Regions from separate parts of the Mus musculus genome. Here region 2 is linked to region 1. The links are chromatin contacts, found by Hi-C or POLR2A ChIA-PET in ENCODE. All regions are on one chromosome and are shown on one strand. The core of a region is the stretch at or near the end of the contact, and the rest is flanking DNA. Distances in the headings are between cores, read along the strand shown. Region 1 holds the start of Ldlr (low density lipoprotein receptor). Region 2 holds the start of Spc24 (SPC24, NDC80 kinetochore complex component, homolog (S. cerevisiae)).

What was found. A loop is a pair of places that touch in the nucleus more often than their neighbours do. ChIA-PET counts read pairs that join two places held with the same protein, here RNA polymerase II (POLR2A).
Region 2: a map of gastrocnemius shows a loop between it and region 1 (2.1-fold over the local background). The contact joins the promoter of Spc24 here to the promoter of Ldlr in region 1. A Hi-C loop is called at or near these places in 2 of 37 maps with a recorded cell type or tissue (gastrocnemius and heart). POLR2A ChIA-PET finds 5 or more read pairs at or near these places in 4 of 5 experiments (Patski and embryonic stem cell).

Annotation. Positions count from the first base shown.
Region 1 is chr9:21,721,406-21,726,112 of GRCm38, forward strand. It overlaps Ldlr (low density lipoprotein receptor), which reads left to right and starts at 2,171. Exons shown (of 18, transcript NM_010700.3): 1 at 2,171-2,439. The coding sequence starts at 2,373. Gm26511 (a long non-coding RNA gene) reads right to left here and starts at 1,951. Exons shown (of 4, transcript XR_001779098.2): 1 at 436-1,951.
Region 2 is chr9:21,757,557-21,762,263 of GRCm38, forward strand. Spc24 (SPC24, NDC80 kinetochore complex component, homolog (S. cerevisiae)) reads right to left here and starts at 2,747. Exons shown (of 5, transcript NM_026282.6): 1 at 2,563-2,747; 2 at 129-273. The coding sequence starts at 2,722.

The DNA of each region.
Region 1 (4,707 bases), core at 921-3,420:
AAGCCAGGGAGCTGCCATGTGTGAACTGCCATGTGTGGCAGGCTGGGACGGAGACCCACTCAGGAGAAAACGGACTTCTGTAAGCTGTTAGCTGACCCCCAGCACTCATGGGCATGTGTGTACACACACAAAATTCAGTAATACCATGAGTTTTAATTAGGTGAGAGGCAACCAAGGAGGACACCTGACGTTGAACTCTGGCCTACATATACGTGTGAGCACACGCATAAGCGCCTCAAAACTCAAGGGAGAAAAAGAACCAAGCTGTTCGGGCGGTGGCACATGTCTTTGACAGGCAGATGGATCTCTCTGAGTTTGAGGCCAGCCTGGCCTACATAGTGGGTTCCAGGACAGCCAGAGCCATGTAATAGAGAGACCCTGTCTCAAAAACAAACAAACAAACAAACAAACAAAAACCGAGAGAAATCAACTCACAAAAGCAGCTTTTTACACCTTTCTGTCTTCTGGCTTCTACTATCTGTGTAGCTGAGGCTATCCTCATGGTCCTCCTGCCTCCCTCGGGGAGTGCTGAGACCACAGATTGTGACAACAGGCTTGGTTTACGTGATGCTGGGGACGAAGCCAGGTACCCTACCAACCCAATGCAGTGTGTCCCGTTCTCTCTCCTGTCTCACGGTTCAGCTTCTGGTAGTTTGTTTTGCATTATGTATTATTTACTTTTTTATTACTGCCTGTGACACATCACAATATGAATGTGCAGGTCACAGGGACGAGTTCTCTCCTCTCATGTGGGTCCTCGGATTTGAACTCACATCAGGTCAGTCCTGGCTGCATGCACTAAGCCAACACACTAGCCCTGGTTTGTTCTGCAGGGAGCTAGGCAGGGACAGAATCTGAGTCCCTTTTAGAAAATCCCTAAGCCTTTGATTCATCAAAACTTCTCTATCCATGGCAGACAGCCTTCTGGTTTAGCCATCCAGTGTCAAGAGGGGAAAAAGGCCACATGTGGTTGGTTTTGCTTCGAGGGAAGAGATGCCCTTCTGTGTGTTCAACTCCTTGTAACAGGATAAAGCGGTACCAGCAGGTGCCTAAGGAAATAAACCAAAAATCAACATTTCTGTCAACACAGGAAGGAACCCATTGATTCTCAGATGAATTATTTAAAATAATTTCAACTTTAGCTTTGAAACAGGGTCTCTTGACAGGTGGTAGTGGGGTGGTAGTAAACACTCAACATTTAATCCCAGCACTCAGGAGTTAGAGGCAGGCAGATCTCTGAGTTCTAGGCCAGCCTGGTCTACAGAGTCCAGGACAACCAGGGCTACACAGAGAAACCTTGTCTTGAAAAACAAAACAAACAGAAACAGAAACAAAACAAAAGAAGAAAAGGAAAGAAAAGAAAGAAAGAAGGAAAGAAGAGGAGGAGGAAACAGAATCTGTGTAGCCCAGGCTAGTCTGGAACTTGCTGTCCAGACCAGTTTGGACTTTGCTCACAGAGATCTGCCTGCCTTCTTCCTAGTTTCAGTGTTACCATATCTTGCTATGGAATTCTTCCATTAATAATTATAATTATTCTAACTACTGGGTCCTACCCCCCAAACCAAGTAATGTTTCTTCTTTCTAATTAATTAATTAGTACAGGGGAGTGTGTGTGGAAGTTAGAGGACAATTTGCTGGAGTTGGTTCTGGTTCTCTCTCCTTCCAGTATGTGGATCCCTGGGATCAAACTCAGGTCTTCAGGCTTGCACCCTCACCCACTGAGCCAACTCGCTCACCCGCACACGCCGCCGCGTTTTATATACATTTCTCGCTGAGTGTTTGTGTTTATGGACGGATCCAGATAAAACCTGCAACTGTACTTGGGTCAGAAATCTATGTGCCCATTCCTAGACAGGAAAGCAAACTTGCTGCAAGAAGTGTAGGGGTCGGGGGTGGGAGGGGGCTTCGCATACTTCTGTTTTGCTTTGGAGGTGGAAAGGAAAGCGTCAGAAGGCGACCCAGGGTGTGGAAGGGCGTGGGTCGTCCCTTGAACACTCAAACAGCAACGCGGGCGGCTAAGTGTCCGGGAAGCGGTGAAATTCTGTGGGAGGAATTTGAGGAACTTCCCACTGCTGCGGGAGCTTCAGGGGTTAAAAGAGACGATGTCACATCGGCCGTTCCAAGCTCCTCCCCGCTCAGTGAGGTGAAGATTTTTGAAAATCACCCCATTGCAGACTCCTCCCCCGCCTGGAAACCTCGCCCCTAGTACTGGGAATGACTCTGGGCGTGCGGCGTAGTTTGCAGCCGGGACACCGTGAGGCTTGCGAGCCCAGATTCGCAGCCGAGACACCGTGGGGCCCGCGATCCAGTGTTTGCAGCGGGAACATTTCGGGGTCTGTGATCCGAGTGAGGACGCAACGCAGAAGCTAAGGATGAGCACCGCGGATCTGATGCGTCGCTGGGTCATCGCCCTGCTCCTGGCTGCTGCCGGAGTTGCAGGTAAGGCTTTGCGCCAGGAGCCTGCCCGGGGTCAGGGGCAGCCGTCCTGAACTCGGAGAGCCCCGAGTGGTTTTATTTTTGGTCGAGAAATACAACCATTCGTGCGAACTTGATGTGATGTCCTTCCCACGTGGCTGGAGGGAAGTGTTTTGGAAATAGGGTGCCAGAGCTGTAGGGGGTCAGAGTGGGTTTGGGGAGTCCGGTGGGTGCTCTCCCAAGTCAGAGGTGTCTTTCAGAGCTATGTGTGAGGGAATCCAAGAGGAGGGGTCCCATCATTCGTTTTAAGGGCTGGGGAGACCCAGGCCCAGCTGTTCAACTTTGGGGTCGCTAGTCGTAGTTACAGGACTTGGGGGTCTCCACACTGCACTCAAACCCGGCTACTGCCGCGTGCCCCAAAACTCCGCCCTAACCCCACCTCCCACCGCACCCCCGAGCTCCTATTGGGTGCAGCCGGAACAGGCGAGCCTCGAGCCACTCCCCTCGCCCAATGGAGGAAGAGGATGATGTTCAGGGGCGTGGCTTGCACGACCCTCCCGGGTGGGGTGGGGCTACACATCCGGGCCGGCTGGGTCCTCCTTGTGAGCCTTCAGTCCCTACCTTGTCCCTACTTCCCTGGTTTGGTGCAGATGTGCCTCAGGCAACCCAGACACCCGTAGCTGAGACCATCAGGCAGGGAGGGCCAGGGACCTGGCAAAGACTTTTGCAGGCCTGGTTCGTTCCCACTCTCTGAACGTGTAGGATTGGACAGATCCATAAAGTGGACTTTAGTTTTAGGAGAGGCGTTGGAATTTGGACAGGAAGGGAGATGGTGTTACAATCTCACCAACAACTTCTTTGCAGCACTGGGAAAAGTGCTCCACCTCTCCCTCACTTTATAGACAGGGTCTCATGTAGCCTAGGCTGGCCTATAAGTCACTGTGTAGTCTCTAGCCCCTAATTCTCCTGCCTCAGCTCGGGAGTGTTGGGATGACAGGCATGTGCCACCATGCCTGGATTTGGGGACACCATGGATAGAACCAGGGTCCATGAATGCCTGGGTTACTGCTTTTCTTGCAGTCAGCCTGGCTGGCCAAGAACATTTTAATTGCTTTTTCCTCCTCAGAACCAGCTTCGGTTCTGACCCCACAGGAGCTTGGCAGGAGTGCCCTTCAGTTAGCTGTGAGTAGCTGTCAACTGGACAATCCCTGGGGATGCTTCCTTGAGACAGCCTGGCTGAGCTGGGCATCCTGGGGCACACCTGTAGTCTCAGCACCTGGAAGGCAGAGGCAGGTGGATTCCTGTGATTTCCAGGGCAGGCAGGGCTATACAGTGAACCCTGGACTAAGAGAGAGGGAGAGGGGAGAGGTTGAACACTGAGACAAACACTTAGCTATCCTGTTATAATTGTAGACAAGGCTAGACCAGATACCCTGCTCAGCTTGCGTTTCACCCATCATTGCCTTCTTTAACAAGAAGAAAGAAAGAAAACCATTTTATAAAGTCTTGAGCAAGAGCTGAGGTTTCCCATCTCACCGGAAGGCCAAGGGCCCCGGTGCTGGTCTCCCCAGACTCTCATGCTCATAGCAACGACGGTGACTACAGCTTGCTCTATGTTAGGGTTACATGTGTTAACTGGACGATTTGTCTGTTTTAAGATTCGCCATGCACTAGTCGGGTGGTGGTGGCGCATGCCTTTAATCCCAGCACTTGGGAGGCAGAGGCAGGCAGATTTCTGAGTTCGAGGCCAGCCTGGAGCCTGGTCTACAAAATGAGTTCCAGGACAGCCAGGGCTATACAGAGAAACCCTGTTTAGAAAAACCAAAAAAAAAAAAAAAAAAGAAAGGAAGGAAGGAAGGAAAAGATTCGACATGCACACATTATCTTCGGGTTGCTCAAGAGCAGATCTGGGGGCTGGGGCGGTGGCTCAGTTAGTGACGTGGGGCAGCCTGAAATGACGGCGCTCAGAGGGTCCCAGGGCTTGAGGGTGCGATCTGGGCTCAGTGAGAGAAGGAGGAAGGCTGAGGAAGCCATTCAACTCGGACCTCTGGCTACACACACACAAACGCAGAGCCAGCAGTCGGTGTGAGGGGTGTCAGATAAGCCACAGGTCTGTCTAACACGGGAGGAGTACGGGTTTGCAAGCACTGTTAGCATGCCATGGGCGCATTCATTTGTCTCTGTTGCATTTCTTGCTGAGTAAAATTGGTAAAACACTGGATAAGGTTGGATTTTTTTCTCTTGTTCTTTTCATTTCTTTTTGGGGTATCTCCCTCTGAAGCCCAGGCTGTC
Region 2 (4,707 bases), core at 1,497-3,996, 37 kb after region 1:
AGCCCCTCAGTGGGGGATTCCAGGCAGGGGCTCTACCACTGAGCCACACTCCCACCTCTCTCTCTGGAGGATTCTAGGCAGGAACTCTGGCACTGCACTGAGCGGCCACCGGACATAGCAAAGGATATCGTAGCCTAGCCTGCACACAGGTGTCCTCCTTGCTGGTCCTCTGGAGCTCCACCTCCAGCTGCTGCAGCTCGGTGTCCCCCTGGCGCGTACATTCTTTCAGTTCAAGAAGGCTCTGAGCCACTTCCTCCTCCACAGCCAGAGTCTCTGCAATGGGACAGAAGCAGGTGCCCTTTCATTCTGTCTTCTGCCCAGGCGAACTCTGACGGTGCCTCATGCCACCACCCAGTCAGAGTTCTGCTACATCTGAGCACCTCCCAACATCTGGGCCTTGCTCCTGCTCTGCCAGAACACAGGCGATACTGAGAATGGCAGTGTGTAGCTGTCATCCATTGCTCAGGAGGCAGAGGCAGGAGGATGCAGAGTTCTACTCTGGCTTAGGTTAAACTCAAGAGACCCTACGCTATAAGCACTACAAAAATCCTAATAGCCGGATGAGATGCTAACAAGTCTGACGGACTGAGTTCCATTTCTGGGACCCACTTGGTAGAAGGACAGAAGTGACGCCCCTAAGTTGTCCACCATGCCCATCCTGTGTGGTGCTGGGGGTGGAAGCCAAGACTTTCTGTGTGCTGGGCAGGCCTTTTACCCACTAAGCCGCACTTGGTATCTTTTGTTTGGGAAGTAGTCTTATGTAGCTCAGGTTGGCCTCTGATCTCTGAATGGGGGGGGGGGGGTGTCGGTGTGCAGCTCCCTCGCCAGCTTCTGTTATAAACTCTATGATTTGGGGGGAGGGGATGTTGAATGATAAGATGAGGGTCTCACTGTGCTGTCCAGGTTGGCCACAAACTCCTGGGCTCAAAGAATCCTTCTGTCTTATCCTCCCAAATTATTCTACAGAAGCAGGTCACAAAGTATAGCCATCAAATTACTTAATTTTAATTATCTTATGGTATTGGGTTTGAATTTAGAGCCTCCATCACACATGCTAGGCAAGCACTGTACTACCTACGCAGAACCCACCTCAAAAGGCATGTGGGGTGGGACCTGGGTGAGGGTGACAGAGGGTTTCTCTGTAGCTAATTATGTAACTGAGGTTAGCCTTGAATTCTCAGCAGCCTCCTGCTTCGGTCTCCCAAATTCTAAGAGCACATGTTCAAGCCGCTAATGACTCATTCAAAGAAGAAACAGCAGGTTTGCGTGTGGAGGTCAGAGGACAAGCTGCAGGGGTCAGTTCTACCACCTGGCTCCCAGGAATCAAACTTAACATCGTCAGGTAGGCACCAAGTGTCTCTACCCAGTGAACCATCCTGCCAGCCCTCAGGTTTTTACTTCATTACTACTGCTTGCTCCCAAGGCCTCCTGTAGCCACATGTGTTCTCTCTGAGCTACAATCTCAGAGATAAAACTTCTCATTTTACTTTTGGTCTTCTGTCAATCAGGCTGCTTTGAATTCCTTCCAGCCTTCCATTCCTGACCCTCCTGCTTGTCTCTGGAACACTGGTCTGACAGGCCCATTCTGCCATGCCTGGCATGGAACCCAGGGTTTCATGCATGCCAGTCAAGTGTATCCCTGCCCCCTCAACAGTTTCAGGTTTCCCCCAATATCTTTGCAGAAACCCCTCCCCAGTCCCGCCCATGTTACCCCTCCTAATGATAGAAAGCATTTGTCTCCTCAGCCCATCACTGCAGTACAAATGTTATCCTGTCTCCTCTCCAGTAGGATGCCAGCCACCAAGGGACTCCTTCCCTGCTGTCACCCGAGGTCCAGCTCACGGCAGGCTCTGTTCACAAGTCTATTGGGAAGGCACGAAACTTTAAAAAATGTTCCCAGGGCCGGACGTGGTGGCGCATGCCTTAAATCCCAGCACTTGGGAGGCAGAGGCAGGCGGATTTGAATTCGAGACCAGCCTGGTCTACAGAGTGAGTTCCAGGACAGCCAGGGCTACACAGAGAAACCCTGTCTTGAAACAAAACAAAACAAAGTTCAAACAAACCTTTGACAGGGAAGGACACTGAGATGGGAGATTGCTCACACCTGTGACCAAGGCACTGAGGAGCTGAAAGGTTCTTTGAATTTCTCAGCTAAGTAGTTCTCTACTAGTCAGAGCTACATTTAAGCCTGAGTCCTGGAAAGTTAATAAAGGGTCGTGCCCTGCTAACTCTATATTTAATTACGCTTAAGTCCCTAGATGACAACCGTTGTCATGACAACGGTTTCACCGGTGGAGAAATCAAGGCTCGGGTGTGACTGCTCTCCCTCGGAAGACCCTCAAGAACGGCGAGCAGGAGTGGAGGTGGGGGCTGGATCATAAAGACTTCCAAAGGCGCCTGAGCTACGAAGTACGATCGTATAGAGTCGCGCATTGTGAGCTATGACACTTATCTGGACGCCTCTGAGCCATGGCAATTGTCAGATGGGGAAACTGAGGCCCAGGAGTACCAGCTCCCCCCGAGAAGTCCCCCGGGGCTGGGGCGCAGGGGACCGGCCCTCACCCCGAAGCTGCCGGTAGGCGCCGTCCTGCATCTCCAGCAGCCGCTCCATCATCTGCTCGTAGCTCCCGAGCAGCCGCCGCTGCTGCGCCTCGGCGCGGTTGGCCCCCAGCAGGCTCAGTAGCCAGTTGCTCACCTCCACCATGTCGCGGAAAGCCGCCATGACTGATCGCGCCGAGTCCGAACCCGCGCAAATTCGTCTCACCACGGGCCCCGCCCCCTCCCCAGAGCGCATAAGTCTCATTGGATCGTTCCTACGTCCGTCTCCTGCAGGACTCAATCAGCGAGGGGACAGAGCGCTTCGGAAGGAGCGGCCATTTTGTGGAGATCCTGTGCGAAATTTCTTCTGTCACTCAGGTGTGAGGATCAATCATCGTAGGCGGGGGAGGGGGGGGGGCGGCGGCGCGGGGGGGGGGCGTGTCACACGTGGCCAGTTTGCGATTGGCCTGGTACGCGTGCGTCGATTGTCGGGCTATGAACTCCGGGGAGAGTCCAGGGCGTTAGGAGTCTGTTGCGCATGCGTAAACTGGAAAGCTGCGCGACTCTTAGAGAAATTTGCAGGTATCAGTCGCTGCTTGAAGGGCAATGTAACGGATGGTTTATTATTTTTGCTTGTTTTTTTTTTTTAGTTTACTTTAGGAATATATTAATTATACATAAAACTGGGATTCATTGGGTTTATTTTTTTCTTGGCGGGGGTTGGGATGTGTGAGCTGTGAGATGTTGAGACTATGTAGAACTGGCTGTCCAGGAGCTCTTTGTTAGAGATCCATCTACCTCTGCCTCCTAGTGGTTGGATTATAGGAACATGCCACCACAATCATTCACCAGTCTCTATTTTTTAGGCTTATTTCTCTTTCTTTAATGTGTATGGGTAAACGTTTTGCCTACATGTATGTATGTGTCAGCAGAGGTCATAAAAGGGCATCTGACCACTTGGAGCTAGATATGGATGGTTGTGAGCCATCATGTGGTGCTGGGAGCCAAACCCTGGTTCTCTACAAGAGCATCCAATGTTCTGGGAAGGCAGAGGCAGGCAGATCCCAGAGTTTGAGGCCAGCCTGGTCTACAAATAAAGCTCCAGGAGAGCCAGGATTATATAGAGACCTTGTCTCAAAAATAAAATAAAATAAAATCTTTAAGTAGGAGTCTAGCATGTATCTAGCATGTAGCACTCAGGTGATGGGAGCTTGAGGATGGAGGTAAATTCCAGGCCAGCCTGGGCAACAAGAGCAGTGAACCCCGAAGCTGAGCATGGTGGCTCAGGAATCAGGAGCCTAAGGAAGAGGAATTGCCATTCATGGGACTCCAGAGTGCTGAGTGAATTCCAGACCAGCCTGAACTACAAAGTGAACCCTGTCTCCTTAAATACCTATACCCCAGAGCTGGAGAGATGGCTCAGCGGTTAAGAGCACTCACTCACTGCTTTCCCAGAGGTTCTGAGTTCAATTTCCAGCAACCACATGGTGGCTCACAACCATCTGTAGTGAGATCCAATGTCTTTTTTTTTTTTTTTTTGGGGGGGGGGTTTGAGACAGGGTTTCTCTGTATAGCCCTGGCTGTCCTGGAACTAACATTGTAGACCAGGCTGGCCTCGAACTCAGAACCTGCCTGCCTCTGCCTCCCAAGTGCTGGGATTAAAGGTGTGTGCCACCACTGCCCAGCTGATGCCCTCTTCTGGTGTGTCTGAAGAGAGCAATGGTGTACTCCTATACATAAAATAAATAAATAATCTTTTTAAAAAATACAACCCAGACAGACACAGACACTCACTTCTATCATATTCTCTGACACTCACTTCTATCATATTCTCTGACCTGTATACATCTGTGGTGACACACCGCTCCCCCCCCCCAACAATAAAGAGGATTTTTGAAAATATGAAGCCATCAAACAGACAACAACAATAAGATAAAACGAAAATTGGGAAGTGATGATGGAGGGGTGGGCAGGGAGGGCAGTTGGCAATCTGATTGTCTGGACGTGAGCTGGGCCCCTGAGCTCTCAGTAGAAACTGCTCCATCTCCACCTGGCAACTGTGTGACCCTGTCAAGTCAACCCTCCTTCCTTGGGCCTAAGTCAGTAAATTGCATAACAGTGCAAGTCAGTGAGAGAATGCTTGCTTAGCACACAGTCAAGCATGGGGGT